2 separate regions of the Homo sapiens genome follow, and region 1 is linked to region 2. Evidence: read pairs that join two places in POLR2A ChIA-PET (ENCODE). Cell type or tissue: endothelial cell of umbilical vein. All regions are shown on one strand. Each heading gives the region's core, and the rest is flanking DNA. Links, peaks and the distances in the headings are about the cores only. Region 1 overlaps QPRT (quinolinate phosphoribosyltransferase). Region 2 holds the start of MIR3680-2 (microRNA 3680-2).

Region 1 (15,427 bases), core at 3,123-11,122, 96 kb after region 2:
GGATGGTCTTGATCTCCTGACCTCGTGATCCTCCCGCCTCGGCCTCCCAAAGCGCTGGGATTACAGGCGTGAGCCACCGCGCCTGGCCACGGCAGCATCTCTTCTGAACTCCAGAGCCATTCCCTACCACCCTCTGGGCACCACCATCCACATCTCCTGCTGCCGCCTCAGCCTTAACCTCTGCAAAACCAAATCCGTTCTTTCTCTCGAGCTCTGCAGAAGCTAAGCTGTTTCACCAGGCCACGATTCAGGAAACGCTTTGGGATTCAGCTTCTGTTCTTGTGAAATGGGAAGAATCCCTGTGGTGAGCTCCAGATGAGAGCACAAAGGGGAACAGGGGTGCCCGCGGCTGGCACGCCATGGCTGGCACGCCATGGCACTCAGTGGGGTCACCGCCCCCTCCTGCTGTCCCACCTCCACCCTGCCTGCTCTTCTCCTGGAATGACTCCTTCTGCCAGCTCTCAGCTACCCAGGCCAGAGGCCCAAGGCTCCCACATCTCTTTAGCTACTAATTCTGGTAGATCCCCTTTTGGAAATAGCCCTCAAATCTACCCCAGAGCTACTGTCAAAGTTCAGGGCTCCATCTCTTTTGGTTTTTTTGAAAATATTTTTTCAAATTAATTATTTGTTGGCCGGGCGCAGTGGCTCACACCTGTAATCCCAGCACTTTGGAAGGCCGAGGCAGGTGGATCACCTGAGGTCAAGAGTTCAAGAACCAGCCTGACCAACATGGTGAAACCCCATCTCTACAAAAATACAAAAATTAGCCAGGGATGATGCTGCATGCCTGTAATCCCAGCTACTCGGGAGGCTGAGGCGGGAGAACCACTTGAACCCGGGAGGCAGAGGTTGCAGTGAGTTGAGATCACACCATTGCACTCCAGCCCAGGCGACAGTGAGACTCCGTCTCAAACAAAAAAAAATTATTTGTGGAGGCAGGGTCCCACTATGTTGCCCAGGCCTCAAGTGGCCCTCCTGCCTTGGCCTCCCATAGCACTGGGATTACAGGTGACAGCCACCGCGCCCAGCCTACTTTTTGTCTGGCCAAGACTACCTCAGCCTTCTTTTGCCTCCCAATCTGTCTCCAGTTGGTGGCTGAAGTGACCCTTCTGGAGCAAAACCATAATCATATCACTCCCTCTTTTAAAATTCTGTGATGGGTCAGGCATGGTGGATCACACTTGTAATCCCAGCACTTTGGGAGGCCGAGGTGGGAGGACTGCTTGAGCCCAGGAGTTCAAGACCAGCCTGGGCAACATAGCGAGACCCCCCGTCTCTACTTAAAAATAATAAAATAAAATGAAAAGAAAATTTTTTTTGAGATGGAGTTTCGCTCTTGTTGCCTAGGCTGGAATACAATGGTGGGATCTCAGCTCACGGCAACCTCCACCTCCCGGGTTCAACCGATTCTCCTGCCTCAGCCTCCTGAGTAGTTGGGATTACAGGCATGTGCCACCATGCCCGGCTAATTTTGTATTTTTAGTAGAGACGGGGTTTCACCATGTTGGTCAGGCTGGACTCGAACTCCTGACCTCAGGTGATCGGCCCACCTCGGCCTCCCAAAGTGCTGGAATTACAGGTGTGAGCCACTGTGTCCGGCCAATAAAATGAAATTTTATGATGGCTTCTGCGATCTGGCCAAATTCCTCAGCTAAATAGTTTAGTTCTTTCTCCCTGTGGCCTCTCCTCCCACCATGTCACCTGTGAATCCCACACTGCCCCCACCCCGACACTGTCTGCAGGTGAACAGATCAGTTTTCTCAGCCCCAAATGTCAGCCCCACCCCACACCTCTGCCTGGCAAACATCACTCACCGGTCCTCAGAGACACCTAGTCATTTATTCCATGAGTCCACCACACTTGAGAAACGCTTCTTTTCTTCGCGAGCACGCCTACCCTGTGCTAGACAGTGTTCCTAAGGGCTTTCAAACATAAAGTCTTTTGTTTTTTGTTTTTGAGACGCAGTCTTGCTCTGTCGCCCAGGCTGGAGTGCGGTGGCACAATCTTGGCTCACTGCAACCTCCGCCTCCCAAGTTCAAGCAATTCTCTGCCTCAGCCTCCCGAGTAGCTGGGATTACAGGCGCTCGGCTTTTTATTTTTTTAATTTTTTTTATTTTTTGTATTTTTAGTAGAGACGGGGTTTCACCATCTTGGCCAGGCTGGTCTTGAACTCCTGACTTCAAGTGGTCCACTTGCCTCGGCCTCCCAAAGTTCTGGGATTATAGGCGTGAGCCACTGTGCCCAGCCTCCAACTCCTGGCCTTGTCTTCCTCCCACCCTGGCTTCCCAGAGTGCTGGGATTAACAGACATGAGCCTCCACACCTGGCAACTTCTTTCCATTTTTCACTGATTCTCTGACACATCCTCATTGAGCACCTGCACTGTGTGGGGTGTTAATAATTGCTAGGCATGGAGGCAACAGCGTGGGCAGCTCTTTCTCTTACTTGTCAGGCTTTAGCCTATGCTGTTGCAGGACTGTGCCTTGGCCTGGAAGCCCCTTCCCTTATCCTCATCCCCAATCTCCCCCTTCAGCTCTTGTTCCTCTTGCAGGTCTTCCCTTAAACATCACTTCCTCAGCAGGGGCCTCACAGACACGCCCGGAGGTTAGATCCTGGTCCCTCTGTGCTTCCTGTTCTTCCCCCATCATCACAGTCTACGGCTGTTTCCTCTCGATGGGCAAAGACTGTGTCTGGCCATTGAGTTTTCTGCTATATCCAAGTGCTTCGTATACTGAACCATATAAATGTGCTGCTTTTATTGGTCAAAACGGCCAAATATTGGCAATTTTATATTGGTTAGCTTCATAGTATGTGAGCTAGGATACTTATCCCATCAGAGAGGTTGCGTAGCACAGTGAATCAGAGCCCAGGCTCTGGGGCCGCACACCTGAGGTCCAGCCCTGGCTCTGCCACTTGTCACTAAGTGATTGTGGACTGGAGACAACCCTCAGGGGCCTTGGGTTCCTAATCTGTGACAGGGATGACAATAATGACCTCCTCGTGCTGTTATAAAATACAGAAATGTACTAAAATACAAAAATTGGCCAGGCATGGTGGCACATGCCTGTAATCCCAGCTACTCAGGAGGCTGAGGCAGGAGAACTCAGGAGGCAGAGGCTGCAGTGAGTCTACTTTTATTGCCAAAGCTCGGGGGTCCATCCCTTTTCCATTGCATGCCACTGCACTCCAGCCTGGGCAACAAAGTGAGACTGTCTCAGAAAAAAGAAAAAGAAAAAAATGTTTAAAAGCCAGGAGTTTGAGACCCTGTCTCTATTAAAAAAAAAAAAAATTACCTTGGCATGGTGGAGCAGCTACTCAGGAGGCTGAGGTGAGAGGACCACATGAGCCCGGGAGTTCAAGGCTGCAGTGAGCCATGATTGCACCACTGCATTCCACTCTGTCTCAAAAAGAAAGAAAGAAAAAAGTCAAGAGAACTGGAGCTGAAACCATGAAAGGTCAGTTTTCAGCAGGAGAGTGATCAAAGAAAACCAGAACTAGACAGTCGTTAAAATAGCAAAAACATATTGCATTCCAGACTATTGCTGTAGGGGAAGAGTGACCTTAGATCAGAACTGGGCTGAACTCTACACCATGGGGGTTATAGCCAACGAGCAGAGTTGGGGGCAGTGGATGGGACATTACCATGAGAAAGCACTGGGGGTTGGGGGTATTCTGACAAGACCAACCTAAAGGGATTCTTGCTGAGGGCAGGCCAAGGTGGTCAGACAGCGCCTGGGGGAGAGTGGAGAATGAGGACCCCCATCAGGGATCGGGGGCAATCAGATGTGGAGGATGAGGGACTGGCTAAGCTGACTTAGCAGTATTCTTGCTAAAATTGGACGATGCAGAGGTGAACACGGAAGTCCAAGGCCTAACTGGAAAAGAGCTGAGGGAACCTGAGTGAGGTTTGGCTATAGACAGAACCTCTGAGTGAGCCCATCAAAGTTACTTTATTTATTTGTTTGTTTATTAATTTATTTAAGACAGAGTCTCACTCTGTCGCCCAGGCTGGAGTACAGTGGTGCTATCTCGGCTCACTGCAAACTCTGCCTCCTAGGTTCAAGCAATTCTCGTGCCTCAGCCTCCCGAGGAGCTGGGATTACAGGCACATGCCACCACACCCAGCTAAGTTTTGTGTTTTTAGTAGGGACAGGGTTTTGCCATGTTGGACAGGCTGGTCTTGAACTCCTGACCTCAGGCTAATTTTTTGTTTGTTTTTATTCTCTTTTTTTTTTTTTTTGAGACTGAGTTTCGCTCTTGTTGGCCAGGCTGGAGTGCAATGGCGCGATATTGACTCACTGCAACCTCTGCCTCCTGGGTTCAAGCGATTCTCCTGCCTCAGCCTCCCGAGTAGCTGGGACTACAGGCGCACACCACCATGCCCGGCTAATTTTTGTATTTTTAGGAGAGACGGGGTTTCATAATATTGGTCAGGCTGGTCTCAAACTCCTGATCTCAGGTGATTCGCCTGCCTCAGCCTCCCAAAGTGCTGGGATTACAGGCGTGAGCCACCGCGCCCAGCCTTTTGTTTGTTTTTAAATTTAACTTTTTTTTTGAGACCGAATTGCACTCTGTCACCCAGGATGGATTGCAATGGCGCAATCTCAGCTCATTGCAACCTCTGCCTCCTGGGTTCAAGAGATTCTCCTGCCTCAGCCTCCCAAGTAGCTGGGATTACAGGCGCCTGCCACCACAGCTGGTTAATTTTTGTGTTTTTAGTAGAGATGAGGTTTTGCCATGTTGGACAGGCTGGTCTTGAACTCCTGACCTCAGGTGATCAACCCACCTTGGCCTCCCAAAGTGCTGGGATTACGGGCATGAGCCACCATGCCCGGCCTTAACTTTTATCTTAAGTTCAGGGGTACATGTGCAGGTTTATTATATAGGTAAACTTGTGTCATGGGGGTTGTACACATTATTTAGTCACCCAGGTATTAAGTTTAGTACCCATTAGTTATTTTTCCTGATCCTCTTGAGGGAAGAGAGAGACCCTCTCATATTGTTTCATACTCAGAAAAGGAAAGAGAAGCGAAACTAAAGGCAGGTAGCCTGGTGCCTAGGAACCAGACCGGAAACCAAGGAACCAGACCCGAAATCAGGCCTGGGCGTGCCTGACCTAAGCCTGGTAGTTAAAATTCGACCCCTGACCTAGCAACTGTTGTTATCTATAGATTCCAGACATTGTATGGAAGGACATTGTGAAACCTCCCGTTAGGTTCTGTTTCACTCTGACCACCGGTGCTCGCAGCCCCTGTCACGTACCCCCTGGCTTGCTCAATCACGACCCTCTCACGCGGACCCCCTTAGAGTTGTGAGCCGTTAAAAAGGACAGAAGTTGAGCACCTGAAGAGCTCGGATTTTAAGACGCTAGCCTGCCAATGCTCCCAGCTGATTAAAGCCACTCCCTTCACTATCTTGGTGTCTGAGGGGTTTTGTCCACAGCTCGTCTTGCTACACTTGCCCTCCTCCAAACTTCCGCCCTCCAATAGGCTCCAGTATGTGTTATTCCCCTCTATGTGTCCATGTGTTCTCATCATTTAGCTCCCACTTATAAGTGAGAACACGCGGTATTTGGTTTTCTGTTCCTGCGTTTGTTTGCTAAGGATAATGGCCTCCAGCGCCATCCATGTCCCTGCAAAGAACGTAATCTCATTCTTTTTTGTGGCTGCATAGTATTCCACGGTGTATGTGTACCACACTTTCTTTGTCCAGTCTAGCATTGATGGGCATTTAGGTTGAATCATGTCTTTCCTATGGTGAATAGTGCTGTGATGTGTCTTTATAACAGAATGGTTTACATTCCTTTGGGTATATACCCAGTAATGGGATTGCTGGGTGGAATGGTATTTCTGGTTTTTGGTCTTTGAGAAATTGCTGCACTGTCCTCCACGATGGTTTAACTAATTTACACTCCCACCAACAGTGTATAAGTGATCCTTTTTCTTTGCAACCTCGCCAGATCTCGGTGGTCAACTCCTCCCACTCCCCAGGCAATGCTGATTTGCTCTGTGCCTATAGTTTTGCCTTTCCCAGGATGCTGCGGGAATGGGATCATACGGCCTTTTGGATCTGGCTCCTTTTAGTTAGACTGATACATTTGAGACAGGTCCCTATTGTTGTGTGTATCAGTAGTTGGTTTCTTCTTTTTTTGAGATGGATTCTCAGTCTGTGGTCCAGGCTGGAGTGCAGCGGCATGACCTCAGCTCACTGCAAACTCCGCCTCCCTGGTTCAAGTGATTATCCTGCCTCAGCCTCCCAAGTAGCTGGGATTACAGGCACATGCCACCACGCCCGGCTAGTTTTTGTATTTTTTCGTAGAGATGGGATTTCACCATGTTGGAGAGGCTGGTCTTGAACTCCTGACCTCGTGATCTGCCCACCTTGGCCTCCCAAAGTGCTGGAATTACGGCGTGAGCCATGGTGCCCAGCCTGCATCACAGGTTGTTTACCCAATACTCACCAGTTGCAGAATTCAAATCCATTTTTTAAAAAATCAGCCTGAAAAAAAAAGAAAAAAATCAGTCTGGCCAGGCACGGTGGCTCACGCCTGTAATCCCAGCACTTTGGGAGGCCAAGGCGGGAGGATCACCTGAGGTCAGGAGTTTGAGAGCAGCCTGGCCAAAATGGCAAAACCCTGTCTCTACTAAAAATACAAAAATTAGCTGGGCGTGGTGGCGGGCACCTGTAATCCCAGCTACTTGGGAGGCTGAGGCAGAAGAATCCCTGGAACCCGCGGGACGGAGGTTGCAGTGAGGTGACATCAGGCCACTTCACTCCAGCCTGGGCAAAAGAGTGAAGCTCTGCATCAAAAAAAAAAAAAAAAAAAAAAAAAAAAAATCAGGGTGGGCACAGTGGCTCACTCCTGTAATCCCAGGACTTTGAGAGGCTGAGGTGCGAGGATTGCTTAAGCCTGGGAGTTCAAGACGAGGCTGGGGAATATAGTGAGACCCCCATCTCTACAACAAAAAATATACAAAAATTAGCCGGGCATGGTTGGTGTGCGCCTGTAGTCCCAGTTCCTTGGGAAGCTGAGGCGAGAGGATTGCTTAAGCCTGGGCAGTTGAGGCTGCAGTGAGCCATGATCGTGCCACTGCACTGCACCTAGTTTGAATGGAGTGGGAGTGGGGGATTAGGCTCTCCTCCCTGCCGTTTGCTCCCAGGCCTTTTCCGTAGCTGGATGTGACCAACAGAGACAGTGCCCAGCCTCAGTATAGCTAGCTCTTAGTGGAGGGACAGGAGCCATCTGGGGCAGATGTGGGAGAGAATGTGGCGAAGGAGAGCCGGGTGCAGTCAAGGAGGCTTGTGGCTCGGAGGGGAGGTGGGGTGAGTGAGTGGAGACTCAGCAGCTTGGCTTTGGGGAAGTAGACAAGAGAGGGCCCTCTTTGGAGAGCGGAGCAAGCCAGGATGTCTGGCCTTCACTTCCACTTGGAACAGAAGTGTGCTGTGTGCGCGTGCTTGTGCGTGTGCGTGCACGTGTGTGCGCGCTAAATCAAACACCCTCGCTGGCTCTGTGTTCCCCTCAAGGGGAAGCCAACTCCACGGATGGCGGGGGTCCATTAGGCTGCAGGTCTTCTCCCTGCCGATAGATGGCGCTGTTGCACCGCGCCTGGGTTTGCCTCTGCCCGCAGCCATGCAGGGCCCATCACGGGCTATGCCTACCGCGCGAGGGGCCTTCACCATGTCCACTATCCTTATTTATTTATTTATTTATTTATTTATTTATTTTTTAAGTGTGGGTACTGGCCGGGCGCGGTGGCTCACGCCTGTAATCCCAGCACTTTGGGAGGCCGAGGCGGGCGGATCACGAAGTCAGGAGATTGAGACCATCCCAGCTAACACGGTGAAACCCCGTCTCTACTAAAAACACAAAAAAATTAGCCAGGCGTGGTGGTGGGCGCCTGTAGTCCCAGCTACTCGGGAGGCTGGGGCAGGAGAATGGCGTGAACCCGGGAGGCGGAGCTTGCCGTGAGCCGAGATCGCGCCACTGCAACAGAACGAGACTATCTCCAAAAAAAAAAAAAAAGTGTGGGTATATAGTAGGTGTATATATTTATGGGGTGCACATTGATAAAGGCATGCAATGCATAATAATCACATCATGGGCTAGATGCGGTGGCTGACGCCGAGATCGCGCCTCTGCAGTCGCCAGGCCACTGCAGGCGCCACAGTGGCGACAGAGCGAGACTCCGTCTCAAAAAAACAAATAAATAAATAAATCAGGTTAGGCCGGGCGCAGTGGCTCACGCCTGTAATCCCAGCACTTGGGAGGCGGAGGCGGGCGAATCACGAGGTCAGGAGTTCCAGACCAGCCTGGCCAACATGGTGAAACCCCGTCTATACTAAAAATACAAAATTTAGCCGGGTATGGTGGCAGGCGCCTGTAACCCCAGCCACTCGGGAGGCTGAGGCAGGCGAATCGCTTGAATCCGGAAGGCGGAGGTTGAAGCGAGCCGAGATCACTCCATTGCACTCCAGCCTGGGCAACAAGAGTGAGATTCTGTCTCAAAAAAAAAAAAAAAAAATTACATCATAGAGAATGGGGTGTCCATCCCCTCAAGCATTTATCCTTTCTGTTACAATCCAATTGCATTCTTTTAGTTATTTCGAAATGTACAGTTATTATTGACTGTAGTCACCCTGTTGTGCTAGCAAATAGTAGGTCTTATTCATTCTTTCTATTTTTTTTGTACCCATTAACCTTCCCCACCTCCCCATCATCCTTTTTTTTGTTTTGAGACGGAGTCTTGCTCTGTCACCCAGGCTGGAGTGCAGTGGCACGATCTCAGCTCACTTCAACCTCTGCCTCCTGGGTTCAAGCGATTCTCCTGCTTCAGCCTCCCGAGTGGCTAGGATTACAGGCCTGCGCCACTATACTTGGCTCATTTTTTTCGGGGTTTTGCCATGTTGGCCAGGCTGGTCTTGAACTCCTGACCTCAGGTGATCCACCTGCCTCAGCCTCCCAAAGTGCTGGGATTACAAGCATGAGCCACTGTACCCAGCCCCATCATCCTCATTTTATTTATTTTTTATTTTTATTACTATTTTTTTAGGTGGAGTCTTGCTCTGTCACCCAGGCTGGAGTGCAGTGGCGTGACCTCGGCTCACTGCAACCTCTGCTTCCCGGGTTCAAGCAATTCTCTTGCCTCAGCCTCCCGAGTAGCTGGGATTGCAGGCGCCTGCCACCACGCCCGGCTAATTTTTGTATTTTTAGTAGAGACAGGAGGGTTTTACCATTTTGGCTAGGCTGGTCTCAAACTCCTGACCTCAGGTGATCCTCCCGCCTTGGCCTCCCAAAGTGCTGGGATTACAGGCGTGAGCCACCGCGCCTGGCCAGACTGATTTTTTTTTTAAGTGAATTTGAAAGCTGCAACTGGTGAGTATTGGATAAACAAACTGTGATGGGATTGCAGGTGTCCACCCCCAAGCCTGGCTAATTTTTGTATTTTTAGTAGAGACCATGTTGGCCAGGCTGGCCTTGAACCCCTGACCTCAAGTGATCTGCCTGCCCCAGCCTCCCAAAGTGTTTGGGATTACAGTCGTGAGCCACCGCACCCGGTCAGAAGTTTAATTTTTTTTTTTGAGACGGAGTCTTACTCTGTCACCCCGGCTGGAGTGCAGTGGCCTGATCTCGGCTCACTGCAAGCTCCACCTCCCAGGTTCACGCCATTCTCCTGCCTCAGCCTCTGGAGTCGCTGGGACTACAGGCGCCCGCCACCAAGCCTGGCTAATTTTTTCGTATTTTTAGTAGAGACGGGGTTTCACCATATTAGCCAGAATGGTCTCGATCTCCTGACCTCGTGATCCGCCCGCCTCGGCCTCTCAAAGTACTGGGATTACAGGCGTGAGCCACCGCGCCCGGCCCAGAAGTTTAAATTTAACTAGGTGCCCAGTGATCTCATCAAGCCCACAGCACTCCCTCACCCTCGCCCCCACAACCTCCCTTCCCCCCACGCCCCCCTTCCTCACCGCAGTCCCCCCCCTGGGACCCCTAGATCTTGAGGCTGATGGGCCAGTTCCCAGTTTCACTGGTTGTTAAATATTTTGACAGTGACCCCTGACAGCAGGAGAGGCAGCCAAACTCAACAGCTGTTCTCTCTTCCCCCCAGGCCTGGCGCTGCTGCTGCCGCCCGTCACCCTGGCAGCCCTGGTGGACAGCTGGCTCCGAGAGGACTGCCCAGGGCTCAACTACGCAGCCTTGGTCAGCGGGGCAGGCCCCTCGCAGGCGGCGCTGTGGGCCAAATCCCCTGGGGTACTGGCAGGGCAGCCTTTCTTCGATGCCATATTTACCCAACTCAACTGCCAAGTCTCCTGGTTCCTCCCCGAGGGATCGAAGCTGGTGCCGGTGGCCAGAGTGGCCGAGGTCCGGGGCCCTGCCCACTGCCTGCTGCTGGGGGAACGGGTGGCCCTCAACACGCTGGCCCGCTGCAGTGGCATTGCCAGTGCTGCCGCCGCTGCAGTGGAGGCCGCCAGGGGGGCCGGCTGGACTGGGCACGTGGCAGGCACGAGGAAGACCACGCCAGGCTTCCGGCTGGTGGAGAAGTATGGGCTCCTGGTGGGCGGGGCCGCCTCGCACCGCTACGACCTGGGAGGGCTGGTGATGGTGAAGGATAACCATGTGGTGGCCGCCGGTGGCGTGGAGAAGGTGCTGGTCCTGCCTGTCCCTGGTCCAACCCCACCCTCAGCACACCCCTCCCCTCCCCTCCCCTCTCCAGAGCCTCCAGCCATGACCGGGTGAACAGCCATGGCCTGGAGTCAGCAACACAAGACTCTTCCCACCTCAGCTCCTCCATCTGAGCTGGGCTCAGTTGAGCTCATCCAGCTAAGCTAAAGGGGAGCTGGGCCTGCTTTTCTTTTTCTGGAGATGGGGCCTCAGTCTCTCCAGTAGCTGGATATACAGGCATGCTCCACCCCACTGGCTAATTTTTGCTTTTTTTTTTTTTTTTTTTTTTTGAGATGGAGTCTCACTCTTTCACCCAGGCTGGAGTGAAGTGATGCAATCTCGGCTCACTGGAACCTCTGCCTCCTGGGTTCAAGCAATTCTCCTGCCTCCGCCTCCCGAGTAGCTGGGATTACAGGCGCCAGCCACCATGCCCGGCTAATTTTTGTATTTTTTAGTAGAGACAGGGATTCACCATGTTGGCCAGACTGGTCTCAAACTCCTGACCTCAGGTGATCCACCCACCTCGGCCTCCCAAAGTGCTGGGATTACAGGAGTGAGCCACTGCACCCAGCTGCCTTTTTTTTTTTTTTTTTTTTTTTTGAGATGGGGTCTCACTATGTTGCCCAGGCTGGTCTCAAACTTCTGGACTCAAGTGATCCTCCCACCTTGGCCACCCAAAGTGCTGGGATTATAGGCATAAGCCACCATGCCTGGTTTTGGAATTGGTTCTTTATCTTTGTTCTGCTGCTGCGTGGCGTGATGTTCAAGAGCAAAGGACAACACAGGGGAAGCCAGTGTCACTGGCACCACAGCCTTGAGCCCATCTCTCTAGCCCTCTGCACCTTATTTCCCATCTGTGAAATGCCCTTAAACACCCCTTCTAATTTTAATATTCTGAGTCAAATTGAGCTCAGGTCCAAATGCCAAATATTGCTGATATTCATCCACTTTTTGACCCACAAAAGTGGTCATTTTAACCTACAATAAAACATCCTGGCTCAGTGGCTCATACCTGTAATCCCAGCACTTTGGGAGGCCCAGTTGGGGGGATTACTTAAGTCCAGGAGTCTGAGACCAGCCTGGGCCATATAGCAAGATTCTGTCTCTACAAAAAATTAAAAAATTAGCCATGCTTGTGGGCAAGCCCCTGTAGTCCCAGCCACTTGGGAGGCTGAGGTGGGAGGATCACTTGATCCCAGGAGGTGGAGGCTGCAGTGAACTATGACTGCACTGAACTCCAGCCTGGGCGACAGAGCGGGACCCTGACTCAAAAACAAAACAGTGGCCAGGTGCGGTGGCTCACGCCTGTAATCCCAGCACTTTGGGAGGCTGAGATGGGTGGATCACGAGGTCATGAGTTAGAGACCATCCTGGCCACCATGGTGAAACGTCGTCTCTATTAAAAATACAAAAATTAGCTGGGCATGGTGGCACGCACCTGTAGTCCCAGCTACTCGGGAGACTGAGGTGGGAGAATCACTTGATCCCAGGAGGTAGAGGCTGCAGTGAGCTATCATTGCACCACTGCACTCCAGCCTGGGCGACAGGTTGAGACCCTGTCTCAAAAACAAAACAAAGCAAAAACAACCCCAAAGTCTGGTTTCCTTATTAACCCCAAGTTCATGGTCCACCCGAAGCTTTTCAAATGTCAGTCCCGGCTCCCCGCGCCCCAGCTGCAGTGCTGGGCCCTATCGTCACCCTCGCCCTCCCGGCTCCCTGCGCCCCAGTGCCAGGTGCTGGGCCCAGTCCTCACCCTTGTCCTCCCGGCTGCCCAGCAGGCGGTGCGGGCGGCCAGACAGGCGGCTGACTTCACTCTGAAGGTGGAAGTGGAATGCAGCAGCCTGCAGGAGGCCGTGCAGGCAGCTGAGGCTGGTGCCGACCTTGTCCTGCTGGACAACTTCAAGCCAGAGGTAAGGTGGGCTCTGCCTCCGGGGAGGGATCTGTGGTGGGCTCTTACCTCCCCTTGGCTTGTGTCCCGCAGGAGCTGCACCCCACGGCCACCGTGCTGAAGGCCCAGTTCCCGAGTGTGGCTGTGGAAGCCAGTGGGGGCATCACCCTGGACAACCTCCCCCAGTTCTGCGGGCCGCACATAGACGTCATCTCCATGGGGATGCTGACCCAGGCGGCCCCAGCCCTTGATTTCTCCCTCAAGCTGTTTGCCAAAGAGGTGGCTCCAGTGCCCAAAATCCACTAGTCCTAAACCGGAAGAGGATGACACCGGCCATGGGTTAACGTGGCTCCTCAGGACCCTCTGGGTCACACATCTTTAGGGTCAGTGGCCAATGGGGCACATTTGGCACTAGCTTGAGCCCAACTCTGGCTCTGCCACCTGCTGCTCCTGTGACCTGTCAGGGCTGACTTCACCTCTGCTCATCTCAGTTTCCTAATCTGTAAAATGGGTCTAATAAAGGATCAACCACATGGGGTTCTGCGGTGATAATGAGCACATAGTGAGGGGTCAGCAAATGTCAGAAGTTACCTGGGACAGCCGGGCACGATGGCTCACACCTGTAATCCCAGCACTTTGGGAGGCTGAGGCGGGAAGATCACTTGAGTTCAGGAGTTTGAGACCAGCCTGGCCAACATGGTGAAACCCCATCTCTACCAAAAATAGAAGAATTAGCTGGGTGTGGTGGCACGCGCCTGTAATCCCAGCTACTTAGGAGGCTGAGGCAGGAGAATCGCTTGAACCCAGGAAGTGGAGGTTGCAGTGAGCTGATGGTGCCACTGCACTCCAGCCTGGGTGATAGAGCGAGACTCTGTCTCCAAAGAAGAAACAAAGGAAAGAAAGAGAGAAAGAGAGAGGGAGGGAGGGAGGGAGGGAAAGGAAGGATGGAAAGAAAGGAAGAAAGGCAGGCAAAAGCCCCAGACAGGCCAAAACCTTCATCCTTCATGCACCCAACCTGTACCAAACACCAGCATGGCCTGGCTGTGAGTGCACAGCAGATGGAGGTTTGCTGGGCAGAGACACTGGGCTGGCCTAGACACTGCCTTTGGTGATACCCTAAACCAAAGGGGCCAGTCCCACAGTAAGAAGGAGACCACTACTACTCCTGCTGCCCTCCTCCCCCCACCTTGCCTAGTTTACAAGACAGGAGGAAAGAGAGAAAGCAAAAAGTTAGAAAACAAAACAAAACAGAAGTAAGATAAATAGCCAGAAGACCTTGGCGACACCACCCGGCCCTGGTAGTTAAAAAAAAGTAACAATAATAATAATATCAACCCCTGACCTAAACTACTTGTGTTATCTGTAAATTCCAGACATTGTATGAAAAAGCATTGCAAAACTTTCTGCTCTGTTAGCTGATGCGTGTAGCCCCCAGTCACGTTCCCCGCTTGCTTGAGATATCATGACCCTTTCACGTGGACCCCTTAGAGTTGTAAGCCTTTAAAAAGGCCAAGAATTTCTTTTTCAGGGATCTCAGCTATTAAGATGCAAGTCTGCCAATGCTCCTGGCCAAATAAACCTCTTCCTTCTTTAATCCGGTGCCTGAGGAGTTTTGTCTGTGGCTCGTCCTGCTACAAGAGGACACAGCCCAGAGGTGCCACCTGCAGCTGCCCTGTCCCCTCTAATCCCAGCTCCACCCTGCCTGCTCCCGTCCTTCCTCCAGGGGGAACATGGACACGCTCAGATGAACCCCAGCTTCTTATGCCTGAACTGGGGAAACTGAAGCCCCATGGGACCAGGGGTTCCACTGGGCATCAAGGGAGGAAAGTTGAGCCCCGGGGTGATCTGGGAACTGGGATCTGGGATCTGGGCAGGCATTGGGGCCTGACAGAGCAGAAGTGAGGAGAGGGTACCAGGAGCTGCAAACTCGGTGCCTCCAGGACCTATTCGGATAAAATAAATGGGTGGAACTGGAATAAGACAAAGTGGGGGTGCGCTGTGGCCAACTGGAAAATGCTCGTTGCAGCCACAGCGTTCCATTAAAAAAGCGAAAGGAACCTGCCTGCCTGAGTCTTAAGCTCCCCCTAAACCCAGAAATGGGTTAGCCCTCCAGTATCCTCCAGCTCTGAGAGCTGGGGCGGGCACTCCATTACTGGGGGAACAGGAAATGGATCCTGGGCACTCTAGGGCAACACACGCCCTCCTTGCAGGGAAATGGATTTCCAGGCAGGGGAGATGCATGGGCAGAGGTGGCTTGGATTGTTTGCTGTAAGATTTGAAGCTGTGATCAGGAGGTGGCTAGGAGATGGGCTGGGTCCAGACCACAAAATGGTAGATCGGAGGATTTGGACTCTGTCTCATGAGTGAGCTGGAAATCAAGCTGGAAAATCAGATAAGCTTATTCGCAGCTTCAATCCAGTCCGTTGCAGAAGGATGCATTTGAGGGGGCTAGAGCAGCTGCAGGGAGGCCAGGAGGAGCTGTGGAAGAGGACTTGAGTGTGGGTCATGGCCATGGGGTTTGGAGAGAAGTGATACAGTGTCTTCAGAGCTTCAGAAGGCAGAGGGAGTTCGATGGCTCAAGGCAGTTGGAAGAGTTGGGTGTGACTGAGGGGGTGGGGAAATGGGGCATGCGTGGCAGGCAAGGACTCTTATGCATCACCTCCCAGTCCCTTGTCCATCTGGCTACACTTCCTCTTTGCCTGGCCAGCCTAGGACCAAGCTGGGATCATTTCCCCAGGATGCCCCACAGACAATGGCAAATGTGCCCATCATAGCAGTTTGTTTAATGAAAATGATATGCTGTTGTGAGTACGGGATGTGCCAGCAATGCTGGCTACTGCATGAGACGGGAGCTAGCAGGGAGCACCTTCATCCAGGGTG
Region 2 (15,427 bases), core at 4,274-12,273:
CCAGCCTGGGCAACAAGAGCAAAAACTCTGTCTCCAAAAACAAACAAACAAACAAACAAAAAAACACCTGAACTATGATTAAAGGTCTACAATAGGGTTCCCAACCCAGTGCTTCAGCTTCACCTCTTATTTATATTACTCCTCATAAGTACCCAATTCCTCTACACACTGACAATTTGCACCTGGCCTTATCCTAATTTTCTTCTATTTTGGGGGGGATTCTCCCCCAAATTCACAGTGAAAACTGTACAGACCAATTCCATCACCCCATTTTCCCTCCTCTGACCCTCCAAGTTTTTGTTTTTGTTTTTGAGACAGTCTCGCTCTGTCACCCAAATTGGAGTGCAATGGCATGATCTTGGCTCACTGCAACCTCCACCTCCTGGGTTCAAGCGATTCTCCTGCCTCAGCCTCCCAAGTAGCTGGGATTACAGGCACCCACCACTGCATCCAGCTAATTTTTGTATTTTTAGTAGAGATGGGGTTTCACCATGTTGGCCTGTAACCCCAGCACTTTGGGAGGTCAAGGCGGGCAGATCACCTGAGGTTAGGAGTTTAAGACCAGCCTGGCCAACCTGGCGAAACCCTGTCAATCATGCCACTGCACTCCAGCCTAAGTGACAGAGCAAGACTGTCTCAAAAAAAAAAGAAAGGAAGGAAGGAAGGAAGGTATACTGAGAATTACATCACAAAATCCACATGCTCTCCCCTTCACAAAGCCCTTTACTTTTCTCCCATAATAACTTATAGCCTCCTTGAAGACAGTGGTTTTACAAGTCATAAAAATCCTGGCCGTGGCCCAGTGCAGTAGCTTGTGCCTGTAATCCCAGCACTTTGGGAGGCCAAGACAGGCAGATCACTTGAGGTCAGAAGTTCGAGACCAGCCTGGTCGACATGGCGAAACCCCGTCTCTACTAAAAATACAAAAATTACCCAGGAGTAGTGGCACATGCCTGTAATCCCAGCTACTTGGGAGGCTGAGGCAGGAGAATCGCTTGAACCCAGGAGGCCGAGGTTGCAGTAAGCCAAGATTGCACCAGTGCATTTCAGCCTGGGCAATACAGTGAGACCCCATCTCAAAAAAAAAAAAAAATTATGGCCGGGCACGGTGGCTCACGCCTGTAATCCCAGCACTTTGGGAGGCCGAGGCGGGCGGATCACAAGGTCAGGAGATCGAGACCATCCTGGCTAACACGGTGAAACCCCATCTCTACTAAAAATACAAAAAATTAGCCAGGCGTGGTGGCGGGCACCTGCAATCCCAGCTACTCGGGAGGCTGAGGCAGGAGAATGGAGTGAACCCAGGAGGTGGAGCTGGCAGTGAGCCGAGATTGCACCACTGCACTCTAGCCTGGGCAACAGAGCAACACTCCATCTTAAAAAAAAAAAAAAAAAAAATTTATACACACACACACACACACACACACATCTCCCTAGAAGCATCAATATTTACTGAATTAGAGTATTTTATTACCTGTTATAAAAAACAAACAAAAAAACCTTCCATTATACTAATTTATAAAGGAATAAAAACAAAATGGGTTGGGGAGTCCAGGCACGGTGTCTCACTCCTGTAATCCCAGCACTTTGAGAAGCACAAGGTGGGAACTTGAGGTCAGGAGTTCGAGACCAGCCTGGCCAACATGGCGAAACCCGGTCTCTAATAAAAAATTAGCCAGGCCTGGTGACATGCACCTGTAGTCCCAGCTACTCGGGAGGCAGAGGCACGTGAATCACTTGAACCCAGGAGGTGGAGGTTGTACTGAGCCAAGATCGTGCCACTGCACTCCAGCCTGGGAGACAGAGTGAAACTATGTCTTTAAAAAAAAGGCGGGGTGCAGTGGCACACACCTGTAATCCCAGCACTTTGGGAGGCCGAGGCAGGTGGATCACCTAAGGTCAGGAGTTCATGACCAGCCTAACATGGTGAAACCCCGTCTCTACTAAATATAAAAAAATTAGCCGGGTGTGGTGGCACATGCCTGTAATCTGATCTACTTGGGAGGCTGAGACAGGAAAACAGCTTGTACCTGGGAGGCGGAGGATGCAGTGAGCCAAGATTGCACCATTGCGCTCCAGCCTGGACAACAAGAGCAAAACTCCGTCTCAAAAAAAAAAAAAAAAAAAGTTGGGGTGAGGGGAAGGTTCAACTTAAAGATACGATTACTAACTGTTTCATAAGGAATGACTTATTTCATACTGGAGTAGGAGTTTGACACCAGCATGGGCAACATGGGGAGGCCCCATCTCTACAAAAAAATAAAAATAAAAAATTAGCGTGCCAAGCATGGTGGGTCACACCTGTAATCCTTGCACTTTGGGAGGCCAAGGAGGAAGGATCACTTGAGCCTAGGTATTCAAGACCAGTCCAGGCAGCATGGCAAAACCCCGTCTCTACAGAAAACAACAAAAAAAAAGTAGCTGGGGGTGGTGACATGCACCTGTGGTCCCAGCTATTGGGAGGGTGAGGTAGGAGGACTTATTGAGCCTGGAAGATGGAGGCTGCAGTGAGCTGAGATGGTTCCACTGCACTCCAACCTGGGCACTGGAGTGAGACTCTGTTTCAGAAAAAGAGAGAGGAGGCCAGGCATGGTGGTTCATGCCTGGAATCCCAGCACTTTGGGAGGCCAAAGCGGGTGGATCACCTGAGGTCAGCAGTTCAAGACCAGCCTGGCCAACATGGTGAAATCCCATCTCCACTAAAAACAGAAAAATTAGCCGGGCATAGTGGCATGCACCTGTATTCCCAGCTACTTGGAAGGCTGAGACAGGAGAATCACTTGAACCAGGAGGTGGAGGTTGCAAGTGAGCTGAGATTGTGCCACTATACTCCAGCCTGGGCAACAAAGTAAAACTCTGTCTCAAAAAAAAAAAAAAAAAAGAGAGAGAGAGAGAGAGGAAAAATAAATAAATTAGTCAGGTGTGGTGGTATGCACCTGTGGTCCCAGCTACTCAGGAGGCTAAGGCGGGAGGATTCCCAGAGCCCAGGAAGTCAAGGCTGCAGTGAGCAGTGATTGCACCACTGCACTCCAGCCTGGGCAACAGAGCAAGAGCATATCTCAAAAAAGAGGAAAGAAAAGAAAAGAAAAACATAAAAACAAACGTTCCTTTAGTTTTAATTTTTATTTTTTAGTTTATTATGGCCGTTTTACTCTCCCCCAAGTAAAACAGCCATGCACAATTTGCTGAAATTTTCCTTAGTGTACTTTGAAATCTGTGGAACAGAACTGGCAATCGCTAAATTCTATTTGACTCTAGTTCCATTTAATATTAGACTGGTGTGAAAGTAACTGCGGTTTTTGCCAAAACCGCAATTACTTTTGCACCCACCTAATAAGTATAAAATATGTAACTTCACTTAATTTTATCCTTTATGTATTTCCCTATATTATGTACCTATGGACATCAAACTTAGTACAGACTGATAAAAGGCTGAACAGACAACTCTGGTTTCAAAAATCCAGCTTCTCACAACATCAGACATACTAGTATACAGCTTTTCTAATTTCACAACACATTTCCATTTTTTGGTCTTTCACAATAGAGAAGATGTGTATACTTTTGAATACTCTGATCTGTCTACAATCTACCAAAATTGGAAGGTGTTTTTATTATACAGTTTCATCCTTTTAGAAATATACAAAGATCCTAAGTTTGGGCACAGTAAGACACTCAATATAGATCTACTACTAAACAAGTAAGACCAAGTACATAATTAATGTCCTAACACCCCCAGTGGAGAAGTAAAATCTACTTGTTTTCTGTTGACTTGAATGCCTTCTCTTCTTTGTTGAATTAATCAATCTACTTGACTCCAATGTCAAATTAATCAATGTCACTTTAGAATATTAAAATGTACAATTATGAATTACACATTTAAAACACATCATTCTGATCTCTGTCTTGATTGATACTAGAAGATTATCTTCCAAACTAAGGTGGAAAAAATGACAGACTTTAGCTATTGGCAATGATAGGTCATTTTTTTAGGGAAGAGGAGTAAAGAGGGCAACCTCCATAGGTCAGATATCCCTTTGTTCTAAGAAGCCACCACCTCTGTTTCTTCATATGAAAAAAACCAGAGGCATCCAGTGGTTCCCAAAACCTTCTCAACTTTACGCTTGAGGAACCCACAGATTTCAAATAATACAACTGACCTAAGACCACTCATTTGTTTAACCATTCTTTTTTTAATTTTTTATTTTTTTTTTTGAGAAGGAGTCTTGCTCTGTTGCCCAGGCTGGAGTGCAGTGGTGTGATGTCGCTCACTACAACCTCCGCCTCTCAGGTTCAAGTGATTCTCCTGCCTCAGCCTCCCGAGTAACTGGGATTACAGGCATGCACCACCACATCCTGCTAATTTATTTATTTTTTTTTTTTTTTGGAGAGACGGGGGTTTCACCATGTCGGTTGGCTAGGCTGGTCTCGAACTCCTGACCTCAGGTGATCCACCAACCTCAGCCTCCCAAAGTGCTGGGATTACAGGCGTGAGCCACTGCCCCCAGCCTGCTTAACCATTCTTAAATGTCGGGTGCGGTGGCTCACACCTATAATCTCAACACTTTGGGAGGCTGAAGGTGGGCAGATTGCTTGAGTTCAGGGGTTCAAGACCAGCCTGGGCAACGTGGTGAAAACCCCATCTCTATAAAAAATACAAAAATGAGCCGGGCTGTTGGCAAGCGCCTGTAGCCCCAGCTACTTGTGGATGCTGAGGCAGGAGGCTTGAGCCTGGGAGGTCGAGACTGCAGTAAGCCAAGTATCTGTGCCGCTGCACTCCAGCCTGGGTGACCACAGCAAGACCCTGTCTCAAAAAAATTGACAGAAGAGTTGACTGAGAGCACAGTGAATGAAAAGGAAGACTATAAGCCAGTGCCATATAAATGCTTACTGTTGGAGGTATGCTTCTATGGAACACGGGTTTGCTCTCTTGCCATATGACATTCACGTATTCAGCCACCTGGAACACTTCCTGTCTGTATGTGTGAAGTATCATGTGTGGTCAAAATTGACTCAACAGTCATTTTCCACACCAACTGGCAAACTAACACTAAAAGAAATCAACAAGTATTGCTTTTTCAAAAGCCTAAATCGGCTGAGTGCGGTGACTTACACCTGTAATCCCAGCACTTTGGGAGGCCAAAGCAGGCGGATCACCTGAGTCAGGAGTCCAAGAACAGGCCGGCCAACATGGTGGAATCCCGTCTCTACTAAAAATACAAAAATTAGCTGGACGCCTGTAATCCCAGCTACTCAGGAGGCTGAGGCAGGAGAATTTTTCCCTGTAAGCGGGAGGCAGAGGCTGCAGTGAGTCGAGATTACACCACTGCACTCCAGCCTGGGAGACAGAGCAAGACTCCATCTCAGGAAGACAAAAAAAAAAGCCTACATCAAGGAAAACAGAACCAAAACACCAGGGACAAAATGGTACATAAGAGGCAAAAAAAATTTTCACCAAAATTATTCAGATGAACCATAATAAATGTGCCTGCATCTGAAGATGTTCTAAACCTTCATTTAAGCAAGAAGCAAGATCAAGATCCGTTCCGTCAGTTACCTGGAGTCTGTCATCTTTCTGAATAGGGGACAGAATCACCTCAAATTTAACTAATAAAAATTTATGACTTGGCAAACACCCCAGGTATTTTTATTGACTAACAAATCAGCTATGACAATCTTAGCAACAAATCAAGTTATGCTATGGGGTATGTCCACACTTTCCTGTTCCCTCTACAACAGGAGAAAATCAAATCTTTCCAACATCCTAACAAACTGTTACTCCCTGTAACCAAATGTATCACAGTATCGTCTACCAAGGCGTTACATCCTGAAACTTTCCTACAAAAAGCACAGCTTCAAAGAAACCTTGCAAGCTTTCTTGTAAGCTCCTCCCTTCCCACATCGCCCCTCCCCAGAGCCAAGAAATAAAGCACTTGAAAGAAACAACATGGATAATATTTATTAATAGCTTATGTACATATTCCATAACTACATAAGCCATTTGGCTTCATACCTGTCAGCAATGAAGTCAGCTGGCCCTAGCACGTGGCTGCGACTCTTCTCTATTTATTTAGAACTACAAACTACAATTTACACTTTACAAAAGCTGTAGGACTATTTGGGAAGGCACTTTATTCTTCTAAAAGGTTACTAAATTCTCTTAAATACTTATACTGATCACAATACTGAAAAATAATAGAAAATCCATTGTCATTCATTTACCACCTGATTTGTTAGATGCCAGATAATCAAATTTCACACATTTCAATAAAAAGGCAAAACTAAGCATGTCAATCATAGGAAGAAAAATACTTAACTAATTTTATTTAAAGCACTCACAAACTCTTAAGTGGTACAAGACAAGTCAACGCTGTTTATCGAACAATATTTTTTTTTTACGACTAAACATCTCAATTCTAGACTCAGGCACTAATTATTAAAGTCATCTAGTTATATACACCAATTCTCAACAGACACAGTTTTTTTTGGAAAGGCATATTAAACAGACTAAGATGTGTACTACCCATTAGCCAAAGATAATTTTATTGATTTTTCTAATGAGTCTTCAAATGTTACATTCTAACATCTTAGCAAATTATTTCCAAATACTGCTGGAATTACATGTAACTATCAGGAAACAAAAGGGCTTCTCAACAACTTGTGCGTTCTACATTATCTGGCCAGTTTCCGGACAATTATAATACAATTGTGCTCCAAAGTAGGAGAGTTCCATGAATCAATTGCCCCTAAAATATATTTCTGTATATTTAAGGAGTTCTAAGCATTGGGTTAAATTCCAAACAGACTCTGAATACAAGCATTTATTTAGTAAGAGAGGTTAGAATAAATCAATCCTAAATTAGGCACAGCTGCCCTCCCCCCATTGATCAAAAAGACAGGAAATTACATTTATTTAAAAAGTTAATGTTCCTAATATATTCAAATCTAACTAAGCCCCAAAACGGTCTGAGATCAAATCCTCCATAAAAGAGGAAATTCTCTAGACTTCTAAGTGGGTGCCCAAAGAGTTCACTCAAGTGTCCAGGTATGAATTACGATTCACCAGAGTAACCGGCCTTGCACTTAGGGAAAACTTCCATCGCCCAAGACCAGAGTGGGTCGATCCCATCAACAGTCACACAATCTCATCTCATGCTCCACTAATGAATGTTCTGCCTAAAGTCAGAGCAATGCCTTGGCTGGAGTTTTGTTTTGGTTTTTTCAATATTACCACGTGGGGGTCACAGAAAGGGAACAGAGGTTACAAGAGCTCTCACGTGGCGGCTGAAAGACTGGGGAACCGAGAAAGTGAATGAGTAACAGGGAGGGTCCTGGACTCTCAGGATCTCCCAACTCGGGGTCAGGGGGAGGCGGTAAGTGGAATGCCCCCCCACCACCCCCGCCTCTTTCTCACCTCCTGGTCCCGACCCTAGGCCAGTGCCACCGCCGGGAGCCCCGGGTCTCGGCTTCAGCCCCAGGCTGAACATGCAGGGAGGGGAGAGGCACTTAGGCCTCGCCTCCCCGTGGCCTTCCTCCCCCAGCCGGGGCGGAGGAGAACCAGGAAGCCGCGCCCGGCTCCGGTGGGTGGAGGGCCTAGGCCGCGCCTCCCAGCCCCGCGGCCCTAGGCCTCGGCCCGCCCGAGGCGGAGCCCGGGAGGTCGGGGCGGGGTCCCGGGCCGGTCACCCACCTGGGTTGCCAGTCATTCCAGCTCCGCGAATAGTTGGTGCCGCCGCTGCTCAGCCGAGACCCCGGGGCTCTGCGGCTCATTACCTTCCCCGACACGACATGGCCAAGCGCCGCCGCCCAGAGAAGCGCGAGTCGCCGCCCGAACCGGCCGCTGCCGACACCCCGCTCCGGCCCGGGGCTGAGGAGGAAGCCGAGGAGGAGGAAGAGAAGGAGGAGGAGGAGGAGGAGGAGGAGGAGGCGGCGGCGGAGGGCGGGGTAAGAGGACGGCCGTTCCGGGTTCCGCCTGAGCCCGCAACGCAGAATGAGGAGGCGGGAGCGGCGCGGTGAGAGAGAGGCGGATGAAGGGGCGCCGACTTCTCTTCCAGGGCCATGCGCGGCCCACGACGCCGGGGCCCCGGAGGACGAGGACGACGAGGAGCAGGCGGTGGCGGCAGCTCCCCACGCTCACAAGGCCACTGCTTCCCCGCCTCCCGGCTCCGCCCGCCGCGCCGCCACTGTCGCACGGCATGCTGGGAGCGAGAGGCGGGGTCGGCCCCGCCGGGCCTGGGGAGAGAGGCGGGTCCTGTCGGCGGGGCGGGGCCGAGAGAGGCGGGGCCGATAGCAGGCCGCCCCGCCCCCCACGGCCCCAGGCTCTTGGACGGCGAAGAGGTCTGGGCGTAGTAGTGACGAATCCTAAGACAAGGGATCTCCACTACTGCGGCCACACACTTTTCTCCCAAACGCTTCCCGGAAAGCACCGGAGGGCTGGGCAGTCAGGTGTAAACAGGCGTCCAATCAAGGACCTGCAGTGTGGGTGGTGGGGGCTGGTGCCCTGGGGTGCGAGCGCACACAGGCGTGCCCTTGGTTTCACGTGCGCCAGTTTTCCCACTTTCTACGGGGGGGAGTGGAAAGTGAAAATAGTAAGATCGAGAGGTGGATATCCACCTTCCCAACCTCCACCTGAAATGTGCCCATCGAGTCCTAGCACCTTTTACCATTTCTTCCCAATGAAAAAAACTAAACGATGTAAGGGAAGGGAGTACCCACGACCACCAAACCCTGTCCTCTGCAATGTGAAATGTGCTTTGAAGTCCTCTCACCCTGAGGCTTGCCCGCCTTCTGCTGGTGAAAGAAGCTGGGGGCTAGGCGCGGTGGGTCACGCCTGTAATCCCAGCACTTTGGGAGGCCGAGGTGGGCGGATCATCTGAGGTGAGGAGTTCCAGACCAGCCTGGCCAACATGGAGAAACCCCGCCTCTACTAAAAATACAAAAATTAGCCGGGCATGGTGGAGGACGCCTGTAATCCCAGCTACTTGGGAGGCTGAGGCAGGGGAATCGCTTGAACCCAGTAGGCCGGGGTTGCAGTGAGCCGAGATCAGACCATTGCAGTCCAGCCTGGACAACAAGAGTGAAACTCTGTCTCAAAAAAATAAAAGAGAGAGAGAGAAAGCAGGGAGGGAAGAAAAAGGAAGGAAGGAAAGGAGGGAGGGAGGGAAGGAGGGAGGAAGGAAGGAAAGGAGGGAGGAAGGAAGGAAGGAAAGGAGGGAGGAAAGGAAAGGAAAGGAGAAAAGAAAGAGAAGGCCGGGCGCGGTAGATCACGCCTGTAATCCCAGCACTTTGGGAGGCCGAGGCGGGCAGATCTCGAGGTCAGGAGATCGAGACCATCCTGGCTAACACGGTGAAACCCCGTCTCTACTAAAAAATACAAAAAATTAGCTGGGCGTGGTGGCGGGCGCCTGTAGTCCCAGCTACTCCGGAGGCTGAGGCAGGAGAATAGCGTGAACCCGGGAGGCGGAGCTCCCAGTGAGCAGAGATCGCTCCACTGCACTCCAGCCTGGGCGACAGAGCAAGACTCCGTCTCCAAAAAAAAAAAAAAAAAAAAAAAGAGAATCAGCTGGGTAGAGGAGACGTACCTGACCATCTACCCCATGACATGTCCCATGCCCCAGGGAAAAAAATTCCCTAAACCATCTGATGCATAAAGTGAATGCATACACATTTTTTAAAAGGTGGGCCAGGATGCTCCTTAAACAAGTGTCTAAACCTTATCTGCATAAGGAGTCTTAACCTATCATTTTATGTTGCAAAGAAAACGTCTTTATATATCGCTTGTGCAATTAAAAATTGTAACCAAAAGTACTTGAAGATTATGAGGAGTTGACACCTCCACACACATGCATATCCCCTCCACCTTGGGCTCCTTGCTTATGGCCACCAATCCCTCACTAAGGGAGGATCCTGCCAGTTCTAAATGATGGGGACTACAAAAATTACCCGGCGTGGTAGCGCGTGCCTGTGGTCCCAGGAACTCAGGAGGGTGAGGCAGGAGGATGACTTGAGTCCAGCAGGTGGAGGCTGCAGTGACCTATGATCCCACCACTGCACTCCAGCCTGGGCTGCGGAGGGTAGGGAGGGAGGGAGGAGAAGAAAGAGAAAAGGCAGGGCACCATGGATGGCTGACTCCTGTAATCCCAGCACTTTGGGAGGCCGAGGTGGGTGGATCACTTGAGGTCAAGAGACCAGCCTGACAAACATGGTGAAACCCCGTTTCTACAAAAAAATACAAAAATTAGCCAGGCATGGTGGCGCACACCTGTAGTCCCAGCTATTTGGGGAAGCTGAGGCATGAGGATTGCTTGAACCCGGGAGCCAGAGGTTGCAGTGAGCCGAGATCGTGCCACTGAACTCCAGCCTGGGTGACAGAGCAAGACTGTCTCAAAAAAAAAAAAATCATTTAGGTGAAGTGATTCATGCCTGTAATTACAGTGATGGGAGGCTGAGACTGGAAGATCCTTGAGCCTGGGAGTTATAGGCCAGCCTGAGCAACATAGTGAGACCCCCATCTCTACAAAAAAAAATTAAATTTTTTTTTTTCAGACGGAGTTTCACTCTTGTGGCCCAGGCTGGAGTGCAATGGTGTGATCTCAGCTCACTGCAACCTCTGCCTTCCAGGTTCAAGTGAGTCTCCTGCCTCAGCCTCCCAAGTAGCTGAGATTACAGGCACATGCCACCATGCCTGGCTAATTTTGTATAAAAATTTAAAAAATTTTAAAATTAGACAAGTTAGAAATTGCTTGAGCAACTGGACACAATCTCTGGTACTACCTTTCTTTTTCTTTTTTATTTTTTTATTTTATTATTATTATTTCTTGAGAAGGAGTCTCGCTCTGTCGCCCAGGCTAGAGTGCAGTGGCGCAATCTTGGCTCACTGCAAGCTCTGCCTCCCGGGTTCAAGCCATTCTCCCGCCTCAGCCTCCCGAGTAGCTGGGATTACAGGCGCCCGCCACCAAGCCCGGCTAATTTTGTTTTTTGTATTTTTAGTGGAGACAGGGTTTCACCGTGTTAGCCAGGATGGTCTCAATCTCCTGACCTCGTGATCCACCCGCCTCGGCCTCCCAAAGTGATGGGATTACAGGCGTGAGCCACCGCGCCTGGCCCTCTTTTTCTTTATTGGTCAAAATATTATCCAACTAGGCATATGGATGTGGAGGCATGCCTGTGATCCCAATTACTTGGGAGGCTGAGGTGGGAGAATCGCTTGAGCCCACGAGTTTCAGGCTGTGGTGAGCCATAATGGTGCCGCTGCACTCCAGCCTGGGCAACAGGATGAGACCATTTCTTAAGGGGACGGAAAAAATCACTCTGGCTGTGGCAGATTTCCTTAGGATAGATTCCGAGAAGTGGAGTTATTGGGGAAAAGGCTGTTAATGATTTTAAGTCTTTGGATACAGACTGTTAAGTTGCTTTCCAGGAAGTTTCTGCCAATGATAGTCTGATACTTTCTGTGTCCTCACACCACCCTTTGTCAACACTGAGTGTTTTTTGAGGGTTAATTATTTCTATGGGAGAAGTTAAAAAAAAAAAAAAGACAACAAAGAAATTGCTTCAGGTGGGGCATGCTGGCTCACGCCTGTAATCCCAGCACTTTGGGAGGCTGAGATGAGAGAATCACTTAAGCCTAGGAGGTGGAGGTTGCAGTGAGCCTAGATCGTGCCACTACACTCCAGCCTGGGCAACAGAGTGAGACTCCATTTCAATAAAATTAATCAAATGAATCAAACGTGAGCAACTCTCATAACTTCCAACATTTTTTTCTTCTTCCTGTTGGTGGTTCTGCCTCTCTGGCTCCATTAGGATTTCCCTACTCCATTTCAGTCATGGGAACCGAGTTTCTGTTCCTGAAACACACCAAGCCTTTCTGGCCTCTGGATTTTTGTACTTGCTGTTCCCGCCATCTGGAATGCCTTCCCTGCATTTGTTCCCATCAGGGTTGGGACTAGCAAAGTGACAGGGGATGGAGTTGCTGAGGGTGCAAAATTTAAGGAGGCACCTACTCCCAGGGTCATGCAAAAGCCAACTTTGCATTTGCACAATCCTGTGAGTGAGTCCCTCCTTAAATTTGAGGCTGTACTGTAATCCCAGCTACTCAGGAAGCTGGGGCAGGAGAATTGCTTGAACCTGGGAGGCAGAGGTTGCAGTGGGCCGAGATCCTGCCTTTGCACTCCAGCCTGGGCAACAGGGCGAGAATCCGTCTAAAAAAATGAGGCTCTAGACACCACATTTGCCCTACTCTGGCCCCTGCCCTGATTTTCCTGGCCTGTCTCATCTCCAGACAGGTTTGCTTTGACCTCCCTGCCCATAAAAGTTGGCCAGTGCCCTTTCCAGGTACTCTGTCATATACCCTATTTCTTTCCTTGGTAGTACCCAGCACCATCTGCAAGTATTGGGTTTCTTTGCACATTTAGCATCTGTCCAACCCTTAGGATATCAGCTTTGCAAGAGCAAAGGTCACGTCTATCTCAGCCTACCTCCTCCATACTCAGCACACAGCACAGCACCTGACCATAGGAAGCACGCAAGAAATGGGAGGAATGAAATGGAAATTATCTAAAATAAGGATCAAGATTGATACAGAAGTATTCATCTCAGCTTTACTTATTAATAGCAAAACAAAAACAAAACACCTGGATATTATACTAATTCTCAACAATAGGAAACTGATTAGGATGCAGTACATTCAGAGCTGAAATTTTCTGCAGCCATTACAAATTACATTTGTGAAGATTTTTTTTTTTTTTTTTTTTTTTTTTTTTGAGACGGAGTTCTGCTCTTGTTGCCCAGGCTGGAGGGCAATGTCTCGATCTCGGCTCACTGCACCCTCCGCCTCCTGGGTTCAAGCAATTGGTCTGTCATTTTCAGACCCAACAGAAACAGAGGTGCTCCTGCCAGGCCCCCGGGGACTGCCTCCAGGAGTCATTTGTAATGACAGGGTGCGTTCTGCGCACAGTTTCAGAGTCTGTCCAAAGGGCCAATGCTGGGGCTGGGCAGAAACGATCCAAGGCCTGTGAGCTGTGCAGCTTTATAGGCAAATGAAGATCGTTTACCCAGAATTGCCTGCTGGAGACAGCATAGAGGAAGTGGCGGCAACTTCACCAGTTCCAGGAAGCCCAGGCAGCCTGGTCCCCCAGGGTGCACCTGGCACAGCAGTTCGCATGGGGCCAGAGAGCGGCAGCTGACCGCTGCAACTACAGCTGGCCTGACACCGGGCACAGGTACCAGCCCAGCCCAGTCCCGCCCAGCGCAGCCTGCGGCCCCTAGCCGAACCAGCACCTGGCAAACCTGACACCCAGCCTTGGAGCTTGGGCCCCCCTCTGCAGCTGGCTGGGGCTCCTGAGACAGCTTCTTTGTCGGAATCCACTCAGTACACACACGGTCCCAAACTTAGTGGCTGCCCAGTGAACATGGGGCTTAGTAGAACCAGTACCTTCCTCCCTGGCCCCTTCAAGTCTAAATATCCCCTGCTCTGAGTACAAGCCTCCACCTTCTCCACTGATAGACAGCCCCCACCATCTCCACCGACAGACAGCCCCCACCTTCTCCACCGACAGACAGCCCCCGCCATCTTCACCGACAGACAGCCCCCACCATCTCCACCGGCAGACAGCCCCCACCATCTCCACTGACAGACAGCCCCCACCTTCTCCACCGACAGACAGCCCCCACCATCTTCACCGACAGACAGCCCCCACCATCTCCACCAATAGACAGCGCCCACCTTCTCCACTGATAGACAGCCCCCACCATCTCCCGTGTCATCCCCTGGGGGGACTTGTAAAAGCAGTGGTCGGGGAGCGGGATGGAAACCCAGAGCTTCTGATCAGGCAGGTCGGGGGAGAGGGAGACAACACATCTGCACAGAACAAGGTCCCAGGGAGGCCGGCGCTGCTGGTCCAGGGAGCACCCCCCAGCACAGGCGCGTGCTTCCCTGATGGACACGTCACCACCCCTGGGCTCCAGAAAATGAATGTCTGACCCAGTGACCCCTGTCCTCACCCAAGGCCAACCTCACCCCAGAATGGGCTGGAATGCTGAGCCTGCCCATGCCAGCTCCAGATCCACCCACCTCCCCACCATTGCTGGCCACAGAGAGAGGTCAAAGTGGTCCAGAAACCCCAAGGAAAATGAAGCAGTTCCGGGGCAGGGAAGCAAAGGCAGTGTTTCCATTTTTTTTTTTTTTTTTTTTTTTTTTTTTTGAGACAAAGTCTCGCTCTTGTCGCCCAGGCTGGAGTGCAATGGTGCGATCTTGGCTCACTGCAACCTCCACCTCCTGAGTTCAAGCCATTCTCTCACCTCTACCTCCCGAGTAGCTGCAGCCTCTGCCTCCGGGGATCAAGTGATTCTCCTGCCCCCTGCCTCAGCCTCCTGCCTCAGTAGCTGGGATTACCGACACCTGCCACCACGCCCGCCTAATTTTTGTATTTTTAGTAGAGACAAGGGTTCACCATGTTGGCCGGGCTGGTCTCGAACTCCTGACCTCAGGCGATCCGCCAACCTTGGCCTCCCGAAGTGTTGGGATTACAGGCGTGAGCCACCGTGCCTGGCCAGGATGGTCTGCTTATAATGGCTCAATTTTGATGTCCAGTCTCTGCAGAGCACAAGGCCCCCGCTTTGGGCCAGACATACAGATGTCCCTGGGCAAGAACAGAGATGATCCCAAGGCCCTGGCCCCACCTGTCTGCTCAGTGTTGAATCAGGTTTCTGTGAAAACAAATTACTAACAGGCTGGTGTCACATTTTCAAATTCTGTCACCAGCCGTTGAACACATGTCTTTGTACTTTTTTCCATTTTTAACCGGGGCTGAGTTACGCCCAACCACACTGTCCTGGCTGGCACGGGGGAGGAGGTGTCAGCTGCTGTCCAGAATGGGGCTGACACATTCATTTTAAACAGGCCAGGAAGATGCAGATTTGGCAAGCTCTGAAATTTGCCGACACCCCAAGTCAAGGGTAAGCAGGAGAACCGGAAAAGGGCAGCTTCTCATGTAGTCAGGTTCTCCTGATGCAAGCGTCCTGGTGGATTTGGGTTTCCCAAGGGTCCTGACTCCAGGAGACCCCCAGGACCGACAGGAAGGGCCACCCCTCCCTCTGAAACTCTGAAGCCAGGCCACCCAGTGCTGAAATGCTGTGTGAACTCGGGCAAGTTCCTTTGCAGGGACTGAGCCTCCCTTTCATGTCTCCAACAGACTGGAACACTGCCTCCCGTTGCATGGGCGAAATACCTCGCGGACATGTCTTACGGCGCCCCATGAAAGCATCACCATTAATCTGACCAGTCACTGCAGCATGAGTATCTTCAGGGCACAGATGAAGCCATGGGCACCAGTGATAAGGAGTTGCCACTGCTGGCTAAGTGCGGAGCCTCACACATCTGTGGCCCAGAAACCCATACCCCACTCCAAACCCTCTATAGCTCCAACAGTTATGC

Evidence for each region. Peaks named below come from ENCODE experiments on the same cell type or tissue, not always from the same donor. Only the 100,000 strongest peaks of a DNase experiment are listed, where the experiment ranks them.
Region 1: POLR2A ChIA-PET joins it to region 2 with 15 read pairs; 5 of 35 experiments call an interaction of 5 or more read pairs at or near these places.

Annotation. Positions count from the first base shown.
Region 1 is chr16:29,684,559-29,699,985 of GRCh38, forward strand. It overlaps QPRT (quinolinate phosphoribosyltransferase), which reads left to right. Exons shown (of 4, transcript NM_014298.6): 2 at 10,106-10,641; 3 at 12,438-12,569; 4 at 12,641-14,141. The coding sequence ends at 12,853. Among named protein-coding and RNA genes, the nearest start is that of QPRT, 13 kb to the left of the region's middle. RefSeq lists enhancers at 7,141-7,641, 7,252-7,361, 7,450-7,744, 10,438-10,969 and a silencer at 14,895-15,069. In endothelial cell of umbilical vein, for the core only: a CTCF peak has its summit at 7,579 (motif pointing right); no DNase peak of the experiment used is centred there.
Region 2 is chr16:29,587,203-29,602,629 of GRCh38, forward strand. MIR3680-2 (microRNA 3680-2) reads right to left here and starts at 12,063; the gene lies at 11,977-12,063. LOC105371168 (a long non-coding RNA gene) reads left to right here and starts at 10,589. Exons shown (of 2, transcript XR_950984.3): 1 at 10,589-10,620; 2 at 15,186-15,427. It also overlaps the pseudogene SMG1P2. RefSeq lists a silencer at 8,110-8,499. In endothelial cell of umbilical vein, for the core only: no CTCF peak of the experiment used is centred there; DNase peaks (open chromatin) are centred at 8,049 and 8,399; H3K4me3 peaks cover 1,587 bases; H3K27ac peaks cover 1,157 bases.